2 separate regions of the Homo sapiens genome follow, and region 2 is linked to region 1. The links are chromatin loops, found by intact Hi-C in ENCODE. Cell type or tissue: CD4-positive, alpha-beta T cell. All regions are shown on one strand. Links, peaks and the distances in the headings refer to the core of each region. The heading gives the core; the rest is flanking DNA.

Evidence for each region. Peaks named below come from ENCODE experiments on the same cell type or tissue, not always from the same donor. Only the 100,000 strongest peaks of a DNase experiment are listed, where the experiment ranks them.
Region 2: it touches region 1 in a loop (9-fold over the local background); 2 of 110 quality-filtered maps call a loop at or near these places.

Annotation. Positions count from the first base shown.
Region 1 is chr10:21,736,590-21,744,931 of GRCh38, forward strand. It overlaps MLLT10 (MLLT10 histone lysine methyltransferase DOT1L cofactor), which reads left to right. Exons shown (of 23, transcript NM_001195626.3): 22 at 3,441-3,647; 23 at 5,350-7,041. The coding sequence ends at 5,394. The region is part of intron 1 of LOC107984214 (a long non-coding RNA gene); the gene reads right to left. Among named protein-coding and RNA genes, the nearest start is that of MLLT10, 210 kb to the left of the region's middle. In CD4-positive, alpha-beta T cell, for the core only: no CTCF peak of the experiment used is centred there; a DNase peak (open chromatin) is centred at 4,602; H3K27ac peaks cover 1,546 bases.
Region 2 is chr10:21,795,033-21,803,374 of GRCh38, forward strand. All of the region lies in intron 9 of DNAJC1 (DnaJ heat shock protein family (Hsp40) member C1), which reads right to left. Among named protein-coding and RNA genes, the nearest start is that of DNAJC1, 200 kb to the right of the region's middle. RefSeq lists an enhancer at 1,365-1,903. In CD4-positive, alpha-beta T cell, for the core only: no CTCF peak of the experiment used is centred there; no DNase peak of the experiment used is centred there; H3K27ac peaks cover 551 bases.

The sequences.
Region 1 (8,342 bases), core at 52-8,051:
TGAAGACAGAACCAACAAGACTTGTTTGCTGGACATACAAGAGAAAGAAGAATTCTGAATGGTTGGTTAGTGACTTTTACTGAGATGTGGGAGAACAGAACCCAACCAATTTTGGAGAGAAAAATAGGTGTCATGGACACACTAAGCTTGAAATCTCTTTAGATGTACAAGTCAAATGGAGATAAGGCAGTTGCACAGTAGGTGTCTGGAGTCCCAGGCAGAGATGCAGTTAGTTAGAAATCTGGGGTTAGTGCTGCACAGGTGATGAGAGCCATCAGATTTGATGCGGACTCCTAGAGCATGAAGACTGAGTCCTGGACACCCTAGAAAAGGAGAATAAGCCAGTAAAGAAAGGCTATTGAGAAACTGTGGCCAGTGAGCCAAGAGAAGGACAGTGTGGCATCTTAGGGGCAAGGTGAAGGAAATGTTTCCAGAAAGGGAGGAGTCAACTGTGTAAAATGCTTCTGTGGTAGGGTAAGAAAGAATTGACCAACCGGGCGTGCTGGTGCATGCCTGTGGTTCCAGTTAATTGGGAGGCTGAGGTGGGAGGATCACTGGAGCCCAGGAGGTTGAGGGTGCAGTGACACCTGCACCTGACAGGGACTGTTTCTTTCTTAAAGGTTGTCTAGAGGCTTTTTACAGTTTGGGTGTGATGAAAGTAAAAACCTCATTAAATGGTTCAAAAGGAAATGGGAGGGAGAGGAAGTAAAGATAGCATATGGGCACCTCAAGACATGTCACTTTGGAAAGCAGAGGAAGGGGAAGCAGGAGGCAGATGTGGTGGGCACACGGGGCAGTTTCGACTCATTTTGAATGTGACAGCGTGTGTGTATGTTGATGGGACATTGCTGGGATAGGAGAGAAGAAAGGTGCTAGCAGAGGAGGAGATGAGAACGGTATTTCACTGCCCCAGCAAGGCAGGCAGAGCAACTGGAGGTGGGTTTTATGTGGAGGGTTGAAGCAATCCCACTTTCAGTGCTTCTGATTTTCTTAATTAGAAGTAAAGTGATCAGCAGAGGGAAGGAGATGGGTGTTAACGGTTAGATAAGAGGGGAGATGGGAAATAGAGAACTTGTAGAAGGGGAGAAAGTATGGACCGAGACCCAAGTGGGATTGTGGCTCAGGTGCAGGGCAGGCCTGGCCCTGTGGACAGTCGTGGGGCTTCCTCCAGACCCATTTCCCTAGCACTCTTCATTCAGTTGGGCTGCTTGGAGAATGCATTGCTTAATTAACATAGAAATTACAAAGGCTGACATCCTTTCTAAGTATATTTATGTACTATTTTGCTGCAGTCAAAAATATATTGAAAATACTTTTGATTCTGGATCATTTTCAGTCTGTTTTTAGAGTGGTGTTAAAGGCACACTGCATGTAAGTGTATATAAATTCTTAAATGCTGGCCGGGCGTGGTGGCTCATGCCTGTAATCCCAGCACTTTGGGAGACGGAGGTGGGCGGATCACGAGGTCAGGAGTTCGGGACAAGCCTGACCAACGTGGTGAAACCCCGTCTCTACTAAAAATACAAAAATTAGCCGGGTGTGGTGGCGCGTGTGTATAATCTCAGCTACTCAGGAGGCTGAGGCAGGAGAATCGCTTGAACCAGGAGGTGTAGGTTGCAGTGAGCCGAGAGCACACCACCGCACTCCAGCCTGGACAACTAGAGCGAGACTCGGTCTCAAAAAAAAAAAATCTTAAATGCTGACACTAAGATGGGATCTTGTTTTTTCTTACCAGTTGCCTCATCTTAATATGAGCACTAAAACTCCATTTATTTGGGTGTCTTCCTATTAATCAAGATTTTACTCTAATAATAGCATGTGTAGCTGTCTCATTTCCAGAACATGGTTAAGGAATTTTCAGCACAAATTATTGCTTGGAGACCATGAGGACTAAAGGACTGTACTTTTTCCTTCATCTGCCAATGTCGTGGGCTAAAGTTTGTTCATTTACAGGGATCAAACTTAACGTAGGTGAGGATTTTTTGGAAGCCTCCGCACAGCTTCCGCTCGACACTCTTGCTTGACTCTGCTTCCCCCAGATGACTTGCATGTTTGCTAAATCCAGTGGTCCCTTCTCATTCTTCATCTTAACGTCACCTGGCAACGGCATTAGACAGAGTTGATCGCTTTTCCTCCTCCTTGAAACATTTCCTCCTCTTAGCTTCCAGGATACCACATCATCTTGGTGTCTTACTACCTAACTGGTCATTCCTTTTTAGCATCCTTTCCTGGGTCCTCCTCTTCAGCCTGAGAGTGCCCAAGGTGGAATTCAGTGATCTCTCATCACTGTCTGTAAATAGCATCTCTGTGCTGATACTTACATCTCCAGCCAGACCTCTCTCTGGAGCTTCAAGCTCCTGTAATGCAGCTGCTCACTCAGTAGCTCCGCTGGCATATCTTAAAAGACATTTCAAACATAACGTGTCCAGAACCGAACAGCTGATCTTCCTGCACAACCCCGCCCCACCCATCGTTTTCCTCACCTCAGCTGATGGCAGCTCCATCCTCACTCTGACACCCCACATTGACTCCATCCTGAAATCAGACTGTGCCACTTCTCAAAACCTTCCCGTTTTACCATGAATACAAGCCAAGGTGGCCATGCCTTGCCACTGCAAGCTCTGTGTTCTCCTCACTTCCTCCTGGCTCCCTCCACCCTTCCCGGGTCCTTGCTGCCACTGGATCCTGCTGGGCCTGCTCCTCTGGAGGCCTTTGGCACTGCCTGGAAATCCTCACCTGCCCCCATATCCACCCAGCGAATTCCCTCTTCTCCTCCAAATCTTCATCCAGATGTTAACTTCCCAATGAAAACTGCCCTGGGTAATCTGCTTAAAATTACAACCTGACCATTAAACCCTACTCCCTCCAGACTTTCTCATACACAGTTGTGTTTCCCTTGACGCAGAGCAGTAATCACATTCTAACGTTTTCATTTATTTCCCTTTCCCTGCTCAATGTGTTTCAAGCACCAAAAGCAGTGCCTGGCACCTAGTAAGCACTCAGGAAATCTATAAATATACGCTGCATGGAGTATATGCTTGCTGTAGAGTGGTAACTGCATCAAGAAAGCACCCTAATGACAGGCAGAAACGGGAACTTTAAGGTTGTTTTAAGTTTGGAAAGGGTTTGACCACGCATGATGCATTCAAATGTCCACCTTGATTTCTCTTAAGCTGCTGCACTTCCTGATTGATCATCACGGATAACCTAATAGAGCTCTCCTATGTGTGTCCTGTTTTGAAAATAAGCTGTTTGCTGAAGATACTGACATTTTATAGTAGATGGTTATTATCTAGTGCAGCATATTTTTCTAGATGAGATACTTGTTTTCTTTCTTTGCAAATATCTAATATTAAAGGAAAGAAAACATAAGGCAGCTCATCTGACTGCTGAATTCCGTGCTTGGGAACTCATTTTCTCTCACATGTTTTTTGCCTAAGGAACAACATCAAGCCTTTTTGTATCAGTTAATGCAACATCACCACCAGCAGCACCACCAACCTGAACTTCAGCAGCTGCAGATCCCTGGACCAACACAAATACCCATAAACAACCTTCTTGCAGGTACACAGGCACCCCCACTTCACACAGCTACCACCAACCCATTTCTCACCATCCATGGAGATAATGCAAGTCAGAAAGTAGCAGTAAGTATATTTTCCTTACTACATCTAATGAAACAAGAACTGTATTGATTAATCGGAGATGATCATTTTCCAGCCTGGTTTTGTTCCCCTGATCATTTCTTCTTAAAACCAGTTGCTTTTAGCAGATGGATATTATAGGCAAAGGATCTAAGCCAATTTATACGTCCCCTAAGTATATCAGTTTGAATTTGCACATTAGGTTTGAAGGCTGTTTTGTAATTCAGCAATTTTCAAGATGACAAAGTTAGCAAGTCATATGGGACAATCAAATCAAAAGACAATAGTTGGTGCTTTCTGAGAAGCTTTGTTTATAGAACCAGTCTATATATCTTGGAAATATTTTTATTTTACTCCAAAGTGCTTTTTACACATTAAGTATATTTATTACCAAGATGAATATATACATTTTAGGGCACACAATCCAATAATTCTACCAGATTAGAGGGAGTAAATCACAGTCACATCTGTAATGGAATTCAAATTTTTAGTTATTAATTTCATGTAAGTGATGGCATCGTACCCTTTCAATGTGAAAGTTAAATTAAAAATGGATGCAGGAACAGTATTCTACACATACAGTAGAACCCATTTTAAGGCCGTTTCGATTAATTCTCCCCTTCAATTAGGTCTACTTTACTGGAGTATAAATGTTTCCCCTAAATTCCAGTTCAGGGCAGAACCCTGTTAGAGGAAGGCTATGGGGATGTAGAATGGAGACTGGACATCAGGAAAAGGAAGAAGGGAGGGACTGAGGTGGGAGACTTGGCAAATGAGTGTTCAAAGTTGCAGTGTTTGCTGTTTCCCGTTACTTTGAAAGTTTTGTTTACTGTGCTTTTAGTCTTCAGAAACTTTAGTTTGTACTTAGTAACGAGAATTATTCAAAATAGAGGATTGTTTTTCATGAACTCTTCAGTGCTTTCTGTCTGCCCTCTTGTCTCGCCTACTTCCTGTCATCACACACCGCATTACCTCTCCAGTGTTCTGCTGACATGGACAGTTTTCAGTGATTCTGTATTGAGTTCTTTGGTAGTATTTTTTCCCCCCCAGTGTTTCACCAAGTGTTTTTCTTGTGTTAAGAAATGCACTAATTACAAACTTTTCCTAGGTTATACAATATGAAATGTATTTAATGGAAAATCACAGTAATTTAATGAGCTAATAGAGTGCTCATAATAGAGAACACAGTGCTGGGAGGTGCTGTTTGCTTAGTACCCTGCTATGTGCCAGGTGTCCTTGCAAGATACAGTGACATTTGTGATTTCAGTCTTTAATAATAGGCTGTAACTCCATTTTTTTTATAGATTAGTAAAAGGAAACGCAAAGAAAGCCCAAGGACAAATAGCAAATGTGGAATCACAGCCGATGACTTTCTTAGCCCATAAAAATTTCATTCTCTACAGTACCATGTTACTTCTGTGGAAAAGTTGATTTTGGAAGATGAATTCTGCATTCATTCTTTACAAGTTCTGTCCCTCAGATGGGCCCACCTCTTTGGTCTTTTTATACTGTTGAATTTAATGTTTTTAAAGTATTTACTAGTAAATTCATGTCTATATATTACGTTGCAAGTAGCCTTGCCAACTTGCAAGAAAAAAGGGAGTAACTTTCTATACCACATTTTATCTCAGTCACAGTTTCAAATTCGGAGAATATTATCAAAAGTTGATTTAGCTAACGCATCTGCTCTTTTGTTTACCTGCAGAGACTTAGTGATAAAACTGGGCCTGTAGCTCAAGAGAAAAGTTGACACCTGAGAAACATCTAGAAATTGCCTATCCTGCTGTTCTAGCACTTCATCTGGCTGCCTTTGCAGTCCTTTTACTACAGCTATGAAGAAACGCAACAAGAAACTCAATGCACAACAAAGGATTAATTGCTGCAAGGACATTCTTGTAAGGCTTTGATTAGTTTTCTTGTTGCTTTGTTGCACTGAAATGGAATTCCCATGCCCCTACCCCTTACCCCAGTTTTTTGAACATGGAAAGAAAATTTAATAACTTTTTAAAGTGACATAATTTACATGCAATATGTTTATCAACTCAAGAATTTAATATAGTTGGTACACAACTAGTTTTGTTTATAAATTGGAGATGCAAATAGCAAAACTAAATACTTGCTCCATTTACAAACTACTTGATTTTATTGTACAAGTTGAAATATGCTCTTTTGTTTGGGTTACAGTATGCTTGCTCTAAGTCAAATTCCAAGGAACTAATTTCTTCTCCTGGAGTTGCATTGATTCAGTATTACAAATATATAGCACATCACCTGGGACTTGGCAATCTTTGTTAAAAAAAAATTTCCTTTCTAATGGGATTTGGCCAATTTTGGTAATGAAGTTAGGATGGTAATGTCTGCATCTGCTAAAGGTAATTTTCTTTTGAGAATTGCTTTCTTTAGTGTTAAGACCTACTCATATTTTGAAGAAATCTTGAGTTAAGTGAGTTCTGAGGCTGCTGGGGGAACCAGATCAATTCAAAGCTAAATACTTCTTTCAGAAAGGGGCCACTGTGGAAAGTGCTGGTGGGGTTTGCCCTTGATCAAGTGCCTCCATTGTGCTGCAAGGGCTGTAGACAGCAGGGTGGGACAGTCAGTCCTCCGAGCAGCAGGAATCATCCCGTCACCTGCAGCCTTCCCATGCTTCCGCCTTTATTCAGAACTTTCTGTGCCACTGTAGATAGCTCAGGCAAAACTATTACCTGGGTATTTATCCACTAATGAGTCACAAGAAAAGGAGTGGATTTGGTAAGAATAGAGATTTGTTTTATTTAAACCACTTCCCATTACTGACCATTAAAAGCTCACCACTAGAGTTCCTGAAACAGGTGAAACCTGTATGACAGCCCTTCCACTTTGGGGAGCCACGCTTTTGATGTGACAGTACCGCAGAGTGATTCCCCCACTGAGGATGTCATCATCAAACTCTTCTTTGGTGTGTGAATTATTAGTGGAAAAGACCCAGCTGTAATTAGACCTCCACTGTGTACTTAGCTGGAAGAACATGTTAATTCTGCAATATGTTTCTTGGTTAAACATTGCACAGTTCTTACCTCATTTCTGTAAATAAAGTTTTGTGAATCTGTTTTGTATTGTGACAAATTCATAAGATAACATTGATATTTTGATTTGTAATATTTCTAATTGGTAGATTTAATTGAAAAGTAAAATTAATTTATTTTTATATGTTCAGGGGAATTTTAAAGTCAAATCTTTTGTAGATAATTTAAAAAATCAGTGTGGTTTATTTTACTTATTTAACCCACTGGTTGTTATTCTGTAACAGTTTGTATAAATGGTAAATTTTGAATGTGTTGTTATTTTACCTAGATGTAAAATTCCACATGTATTAAAATGTACAAAATGTTTTGTTAATAAAATTTAATAATGTTTATAACTCCGTGCCATTCTCATTTGGAGAGGATGGAGGGGGTGCACCCATGTTGCTTCCTCAGGGAGTCTTGGCCTGTGTTTTGTGTTTGGAGCACTGGTATATTGCCCCGGAGTTAATGGAAACTCTCATGAGCAAATGCTATACGATGTGCAAAGCATTCTGTAAAGCACTGTGCGGTACAAACCCACCTCGGGCTCAGAGATCTTGGATCATCCTCAGATGAGACGGAGAGAGAAGAGGGAAACAGCCTTGGTGGAGATAAAAGGAAAACAAAGTCCTTTTAGATGAGATAATTAGAGCCCGTTGATAAAGCAGTACTCACACTTGGTAGAGAGAGATTCTTCTTCTTTATACAGTTAGCTTTAACTAGAGGCATATCCATGAAAGAGAAGCCCAATCTACTTAGTGGTCTTGGGGTCTTGGTAAGCATCAGAATCACCTGTGGTGCTTTTCAAAAATATAAATGCTCAGACTTTTTATCCCAGACTTAATTGAATCAGAACATACTGATCTGTGTCAAGTGCTCCTGGTAATTAAGAGGCACATGAACAAGAAAAACTGGTCCTAGGCTATAAACTTTATTAAGGAGTGAGTTTTGGGTTCCTGGAGAGATTTTTTTTATGCACATGAAAAATAATTACGACTCTAGAAAGTCGTCTCTTCTCCCAAGGCGAAGGATTACCTTCCCTCTAGAATGACAGGTGACTCATCCATCAACTCCTGCGAGTTTAATTCCTCAACATGTGTCCTTTGCCTTAGCTGCATGTTTGTAAGTGTCCGCTTCTGTAGCTCTCTGGCTTCCTGGAGGCTCCGGGACGTCGACCTCGTCATCCTGGGTTGCTGCCCTGCAGGGCCCTGGCAGCTGCTGGTTCACATGTGCGCCTTGTGCTCTGGGAAGGGCACTGAAGAGCTGCTGCCCTGCTAGTGGCCCTGAGCCTTGAAGAAGGTCTACACTGGCTGGTTGCCGTCTGCACTTCTGTACTTTAGTCCTGTGGATGTGCAGTCCGTGTTGTGGGTCAAGATCAAGCACTGGGCCAAGACAGAAAAGCCAAGTCGCTGTCTTACGCTGCCTACCAAGCAGAAGGGAACGATGATCCCATAATCCTCCCAACAGGCAGGAGAGGCCCTTGGAATTGCAAGGGAGGTACCACCTTACAATGAAATGTAATTTTGCTTTCATAAGTGCGTTATGTACCTAGGTTTTAAAAGAAATGGTCTCACTCTGTCGCACAGGCTGGAGTGCGGTGGGGAGATCATGGCTCACTGCAGCCTCAAACTCCTGGGCTCAAGCAATCCTCCTGCCT
Region 2 (8,342 bases), core at 191-8,190, 59 kb after region 1:
ATTTTGAGCATTTCAAATTTCAGGTTTTCAGATTTGGGATGTCTAACCTATATATAAAGAACTCTTATGACAGGAAAAACAACCAAATTAAAATATGGGCAAAAATTATGAATAGATATTTCACTAAATAAGACGTAGGAATGGCTAATAAGTACTATACAGATTAATGTTCATGGCAGTATTATTCTAACAGCACCAAAGTGGAAATAAGACAAATGACCAATTAGTATAGAATAAATAAAATGCAGTATTTATGCACACAAATATTGAGCAATATGAAGAAATGAACTGCTGATACATGCTACAACACGGATGAACTTCAAATACCTTTCGCCAAGTGAAAGCAGCCATATGTGAAAGACTAAATACTGTTAAGATTCCATTTAAATGTAATTTCCTGAAAAGAAAATAGATCAGTGTAGCCTGAGAGAACAGGAGAAGACTAAATACTGTTAAGATTCCATTTAAATGTAATATCCTGAAAAGAAAATAGATCAGTGTAGCCTGAGAGAACAGGAGTGGGAAATGATTGCTAATGGGATTGAGGGAACACTTCGGGTGATGAAAATGTCTAAAACTGGATTGTGGCGATTTCACAACTCTACAAATTTACTAAAATAACATGAGATTTACTCTCTTAAATCAGGTATACAGTACAATACTGTTAACTATATGCACAACATCCTACAGCAGACCTCTAGAACTTACTCATCCATATTACCAAAACTTTATATCCATTGAACAACAACTCTCTATTTCTCCCTCCCTTCAGCTCCTGGCAACCACCATTCTATTTTTTGCTTCTGTGAATCTGGTTATTTTAGATAACTCATAAAAATGGAATCATGTAGTATCTGTCCTTATAGGAGAAGATTATTTCACTTAGCATAATGTTCTCAGGGGTTCATCCATGTTGTCACATATGGTGGGATTTCCGCTTTTTTTTTTTTTTTTTGAGACAGAGTCTCACTCTGTTGCCCAGGCTGGAGTGTAGTGGCATGATCTTGGCTCACTGCAACCGCCACCTCCTGGGTTCAAGCGATTCTCCTGCCTCAGCCTCCCGAGTAGCTAGGATTACAGGCATGCACCACCATACCCAGCTAATTTTTGTATTTTTAGTAGAGACGGGGTTTCACCATGTTGGCCAGGCTGGTCTCAAACTCCTGAGCTCAGGTGATCTGCCCGCCTCAGCCTCCCAAAGTGCTAGGATTACAGGTGTGAGCCACCTCACCCGGCCATTCCTTCTTTTTCATGAATGAATAATATTCTATTATATGTACATCCCACATCTTCTCTAGCCATCCATCCATCAATGGACATTTAGGCTGTTTCCATGTCTTGGCTACTGTGCATAATGGTGCAATGAACGGGGAAGTGCAGATACCTCTTTGAGATCTTGATTTCACTTCTTTTGGATATACATCTAGAAGTTTTTCTAGAATTGCTAGGTCATATAATTCTATTTTTAACTTTTGTAGGAATCTTCATACTGTTTTCTGTAACAACTGTACCATTTCACATTCCCAGCAACAGTGTACAAGGGTTCCAATTTCTCTAAATCACTGCCAACACTTCTTTTTGTTTTGTTTTTGTTTTTTTGATGATGGCTGTCCTAAGAGGTGTGAAGTATCTTATTGTCATTTTGATTTCTATTTCCCTAATGATTAGAGATGTTGAGCACCTTTTCATATACCTGTTGGCCATTTCTATGTCATCTTTGTAGAAATGTCTTTTGAAGTCCTTTGCCCACTTAAATATGAGGTTATTTTTTTGCTCTTGAGTTGTAGGAGTTCCTTACATATTTTGGACATTAACACCTTATCAGATAAATGGTTTGCAAATATTTTCTCCCAGTGCATGGTTTGTCTCTTCACTCTGTTAATTGTTTTCTTTGCTGTACAGAAGCTTTTTAGTTTGATATAGTCCCACTTCTTTATTTTTCATTTTGTTGCTTGTGTTTTTGGTGTTATAATCCAATAAATCACTGTGAAGACCAATGTCATGAGGCTTTCTCCTATATTTTCTTCTAGGCATTTTATGGCTTCAGGTCTTACAGTTAAGACTTTAATCCATTAAAAAAATTTTTTTTTTGCATGGTGTAAGTAAGGGTCCAGTTTCATTCTTTTGCATGTGGACATTAAGTTTTCCAAGCACCATTTTGGTGAAAAGACCTTTCTTTCCCCATATGTATTCTTGGTACCCTTTTGAAGATTAGTTGACTGTATATGTGTGGGTTTATTTCTGGGTTCTCTTTCCTGTTCCCTTGGTCTATGTGTCTGTCTTTATGCTAGTACCATACTGCTTTAATTACTATAACTTTCTAATATATGTTGAAATCAGGAAATGTGGTATCTCCAGTTTTATTCTTCTTTCTCAAGGTTGTTCTAGATATTGGGGGTCCTTTGTAATTCCATATACACTTCAGGATTGGTTTTTCTAGTTCTGTAAATCAATAATTTTTTTAAACAAAAAAATTTTAAAACAAATGAGTGCTATGGTTTGAATGTGTCTTCCAAAGTTCATTTGTTGGAAACCTAATCCCCAATGCAAAAGTGTTGAGAGGTGGGACCTTTAAGAAGCAATTAGCTCAGGAGGCCTCTGTCCTCATGAATGGGTTAATGACCTTATGGCGGGAGTGGGTTATTGCAGGAGTGAGTTCCTGATAAAAGGATGAGTTCAGCTCCCTTCCTTTCTTTTTCCCTTGTATGTTGTGTGCTCTCTTGTCCTTCTGTGTTCTACAGTGGGATGACGCAGCAAGAAGGCCCTTGCCAGACGTGGGCCCCTTGACTTCTCAGCCTCCAGAATTGTAAGAAATACATCTTAGTTCTTCATAAATTATCCACTCTCAGGTAGTCTGTTACACCAGCACAGAACAAACTCAGATAATGAGGTAGGCCTATATATACTGTCATGAAAAAAATTCAAAGACAAATGTTTTGTTTCTTCACATTTTAAAAAGTCGCTTTTAAAAATCAAGGTCATGCATGTACATAGCTTTTTAACAAAAGCAGTACACAAGGTCTTATGACAGAAAACAATGCACCTTACACACACAGGCAATCATTTCCGCTCACAGTTCTTCTGAAGGTTACAAGGTTACAAGTATACATTGCTAATTAACGTGCCTTTGTATACCACATCCTGCATCTAATCTCTTTCCCACCTCTACCAACAACCTCTAGTCCAAAACCACCATTGTGTTCTGAAAGGACAACTGAAATAGCCTCTTACCTGGCCTTCCTTCCTGCTTTCAAACTTCCCCACCAAACAGTCAGAACAATGCTTTTAGATCACTGCACTCCTTTACTCAGAATCTTCCAGTGCTTTCCCATCTCGCTCAGGGTAAAATCCAAAATTTCCACCTTGGCCAAAAAGGGCCAATATGGCCTGGTCTTCCACTACTTCTCAGACTCATTTCCTGTTATCTCCTTCTCCTACTCATGCCTTAGCCATATGGACCTCCTTGTTGGGCCTTGCAAACCCCAGACATGCTCTTGCCTCCAGGACTTTGTAGGTGCTATTTCCTCTGCCAGCAATGCTCCTTCTCAGACAACCTTGCTCCTTCACTTGCTTTGTACCTCTGCTCAAATACTACCTCTCCGAGAACACTTTCCTCAGAACCCTATTTTAAAATGCAGCTCCATCAGTCTCTATCTGCTTACCCTGCTTTATTTTTCTTCATGTTACTTGTCACTACCCAAGAATTTTCTTTCATTGCATGCATCTGGGTTCTTTCTAGCCTGTTTCTCCACAGCTCCTTAGGGCAACTATCTTTGCTTGCGTGGTTGCAACTTAGTTGCAGGCATATTAGTATTCTAGCTCAGTGGGAGGGAAAAATAAATAAGGGCTCATATGAACACACATTACTTTATGTTCTCCTGAAAAGAAATTAGTGATACAGCCATATCAGAGTTTGGGAGGCTTGGGAATGCAATGTCATTGTGCACATATGTGCCTGACCAACAATCTACTGCTAGAGAAGAAGGAGAGAACTTACTTTGGTGAACAACATGCCACAGTCCTCCACAATGTGTGGATTTTAAAAACTGAAAAATAATCTGTAAAACATATAAAATGTTTAAAATATAAAAAACCATCATGTAAGATATTACATAATTATGACCTGGTAAATATTATTCACCACTGAAACAAGTGCTCTTTCTACCAATCTACTCTGTAGTATAATTAAATTTAAACTATGTCTTTTTACGTGTGGTTTCCATGTTCTTTGTGGAATTTCTGGTTGCTTTTTACTGTTTTTTGTTGTTGTTGTTTTTTTGTTTTGAGACAGGGGCTCACTCTATCACCCAGGCTGGAGTGCAGTGGCATGAACATGACTCATTGCAACCTCGATCTCCTGGGCTCAAGTGATCCTCCTGACTCAGCCTCCCAAATAGCTGGCACACAGGTGTGTGCAACCACACCTGGCTAATTTTTCTTTCCTTTTCTTGTAAAGATGAAGGTTTCCCTATGTCGCCCAGGCTGGTCGCAAACTTCTGGTCCCAGGTGATCCTCCTGTCCCAGCCTATCAAAGTGCTGGGATTACAGGCATTAGTTGCTGCACTTTGCCTTTTTTTTCTTTTCCACATTTTTACATAGGCATTTTTCCAAGTTCTCAGCCATACTATCTATTCTATGAAACCTCCCTCCCTCCCAGGGTCCCTATCATGCCGTCCTTAGTTCTCCTGATTCACCATTTCTTGGATCCCATGTTGTCCTCTTCGATTTATTCCTTTTGTTGCTGGAGTACAACCTCAGGAAAATTTCTAGGAAAGGGTACGAGTTCTCACCCCACGTATTTACCATCACACTTGGTCAGTTCTAGATTCAGAACCATTTCCCCTGAGCACTGTGAAGGCACTGTTCCCTCATCCCACAGAATCTAGTGTTGCTGAGGGACCTGTGTCATTCCAATTTCCTTTACTTTGGAGACATCTTATCCATAGAAAGTTTAAAGATCTGTGTATGCTCAGTGTTCATAAATATCCCCAAGACCTTTTCCATGTCTCCTCCTTGATTTTGAGAGACTCTTACAAAGTTGTTTCAGGTGTCCCCAAATCCTGAAAACTTAACTGTATTATTTACTGAACAATGATCTTGCCCCTGTTTTCTCTGTCCCACACTAGAACCCCTCATCAGACGTGGACCCCTTGTACCAAGTCTCTGTGTTTTCTTTTGCAAGTAACAAAGATCAATACTATAACACTTTTCACTTCATGGGCAATGGTGAAAAATGTAGTGTTTGGTTTTTATGAGAGTATGAGGAAGTGACCTCTCATATACCACTAGTGGGAATGTGTATTGTTATAACCTCTCTGCAGGCCAATTTCAGAGCCCTCAGAGGCTCTAAAAACATTCATATTCTTGAACTAAGCAGCTTCTAGGAATGCAATCTCTAGTTCTAGGCACACAAGCTAATAAAATAGATATGAGTGAAAAGACAATTTTTTAAAACACCATGTCCATCTCAATGAAATAGCAAAAAAAGGAAGCAATTTAAATGTCAACCGATAGGATATTCTTTAATGATATCATGGCAGCATGGGCTATCGTGTAACTCTTTAGAAAAATGATGTGGATCTTATTTATTGCCATGAAAGATGCTCATGTTCTAGAGCTATGTGAAAAGGACAGAAAGTAGATTAATCCTATTAAAATTATACATATCCATACATATACAGAGAAACGCTAAAGTCTCTAGAATGATATACAACGTTTATACATTGTTTATACAATGTTACACAGAAATGTTCACAGAGATCTCTTTAAAATTATGGTTGATTAGAAAAAAATTTAGCTTAAGTGTATTCTTTGATGTTTTCTTTTTGCTATGAACATAGAGTTTTATCAAAAAAGAGTTAATGATATAAATCTCTAGACAAATTTAAAGTATTTTCCATACAAACATCAGTAAAGCAGAATTAACCAGAGGTAAAAACATATAAGTATGGAATCAAAATATGTGATCTTGTCCCAGTTCTACTAACAACTGTGTCACCTTGAACAAATATCTTAACAGCAGTTTACTCAGCTGTAAAATAGGGAAAAATAATGGTTGCCTATCTACTTCACTGTGTCATTATGAAAAAACAAATAAAAGTATATTTAAATGTTTTGAAAAGCGTAAAATACTACAAAAATGAATAATGGAATAATCAATATTATCACCAAAGCAATTGAAAATATAAATGTTGGTTTGCTACAGAATGGGAGAAAATATTTGCATCTGACAAAGGTCTAATATCCAGCATCTATAAGGAGCTTAAATAATCCCATGAAAAAGTGGGCAAAGGACATGAAGAGACACTTTTCAAAAGAAGACATACATGCAGCCAACAAGGATATGAAAAAAAGCTCAATCACTGATCATTAGAGAAATGCAAATCAAAACCATAATGAGATACCATCTCACACCAGTCAGAATGGCTATTACCAAAAAGTCAAAAAATAACAAATGCTGGCAAGGTTGCAGAGAAAAGGAAATGATTATACACTGTAGGTAGGAGTGTAAATTAGTTCAACCATTGTGGAAAGCAGTATGGCGATTCCTCAAAGAGCTAAAAGCAGAACTACCCTTTCTTTGACTCAGCAATCCTATTACTGGACATATACCCAGAGGAATGTAAATCATTCTACCATAAAGACACATGCACGTGAATGTTCACAGCAGCACTATTCACAACAGCAAAGGGATGGAATCAACCGAAATCCCATTAATGATAGATAGTATAAAGAAAATGTGATTATATATACACCACGGAATACTATGCAGCCACAAAAAAGAATGAGCTCATGTCTTTTGTGGGAACATAAATGGAGCTGGAGAGGGTACTATCCTTAGCAAACTAACGCAGGAATAAAAAACCAAATACCACATGTTCTCACTTGTAAGCGGGAGCTAAATGATGAGAACTCATGAACACAAAGAAGGAAACAACAGACACTGGGGCCTGGAGGGTGGGAGGAGGGAGAGGAGCAGAAAAAATAACTATTGGGTAGTAGGCTTAATACCTGGGTGATGAAATAATCTGTACAACCAGCCCCTGTGACACGAGTTTACCTGTATAACAAACCTGCACATGTTTTCTAAAATTTAAATATCTTTAAAAGTTGTAAGGTTGAGAGGGTAAGAGAAGGAAGGGAGAGGAGTATGAGATGTGGCTCAGACCAAGAGAACTACTGTAGCAGGAAACTGGTACAGCGGCAGTGAGGACGAAGGCAGAAAAACCAAAAGGACAGTCCTTATCATGTTTATAATTTTGTGTAGGGCTGGCCTGACTCTAAAAGTAATAACAATATATTTGCCAAGATAATAACTATATATTTAGTTCACTGATAAACCATAATGCTTATTTTCCATGGAACAGTCCACTTACGTGTTTTTGAAACCAGCATAATAACAATATATAAATTTCCCCCAATAGGAATCTCCTTGCAGTTGAGCTATACAAATGAATTGGGAATTTTATGATTTTCCTTCCTCCTCTTCACTTGCATAATGGGCTACATATATAACTACACACCCCTTACCTCACACTATGGCACTAAGCTAATTATAAAAGCCTGTTTAAATCTAGCCACCTGTCTTTTGTTTTGCTGCCTACCTGGGCCTTTTCCAAAGAGGCAGAAAAATCTCCTATCAGTCTGTTATCACAACCAGAATGCAAGAGATTAGTGACCAGGGAGAGAAGCAGAATCAGTTTACATCCTTTCAGGCAAAAGAATAGTATTACTTCACAAGCAAGAAATCTGGGGCCCCCTGACCTTAATTTAGGAAACCTGCAGTTAATCATCATGTTAAAGTTGGTTTTACATGCGAGACAGTTTTTGTTTCCGCTGTTATTTTTACAATTTGAGTGTCCTTTGTGATTACCAAAATTATTTGCTGAAAGGCATATATCAACATTTAAAATATTTAATCCATAATAAAGTAGGCCTTACAGATTAGGTATATCTGAATTAAAATATACTCGGTGTCAATTTTTTAAAAAGCTTAAAAAAATATTGCTTGTGTTTATCCAGAGTACAATTTAGCAATCTAACTCTGCTAATTATGACAATTAATATACTTAATTTCTTTCTTAATTGAGGAATAAAAAGGTTTTTAACTGTAATCCGACAACCCAAATAAAGAATCACATAAATCCCACCACTGGCACACACTCACCTCTCTCCCAAAAGGTCAATTGTTTCTTGAAGGAAAGAGAACTAAGCCTGAAGCTACAAATTTGGCAAGGAAACCCGGTCAAAGAACAGCTGTGCAAAGCCAGGGAGAACTAGGCAGGTGATCAGGTCAGTATGCAGAGGTTCTGATGACACTCAATTGAACCTGGCTACTTTTT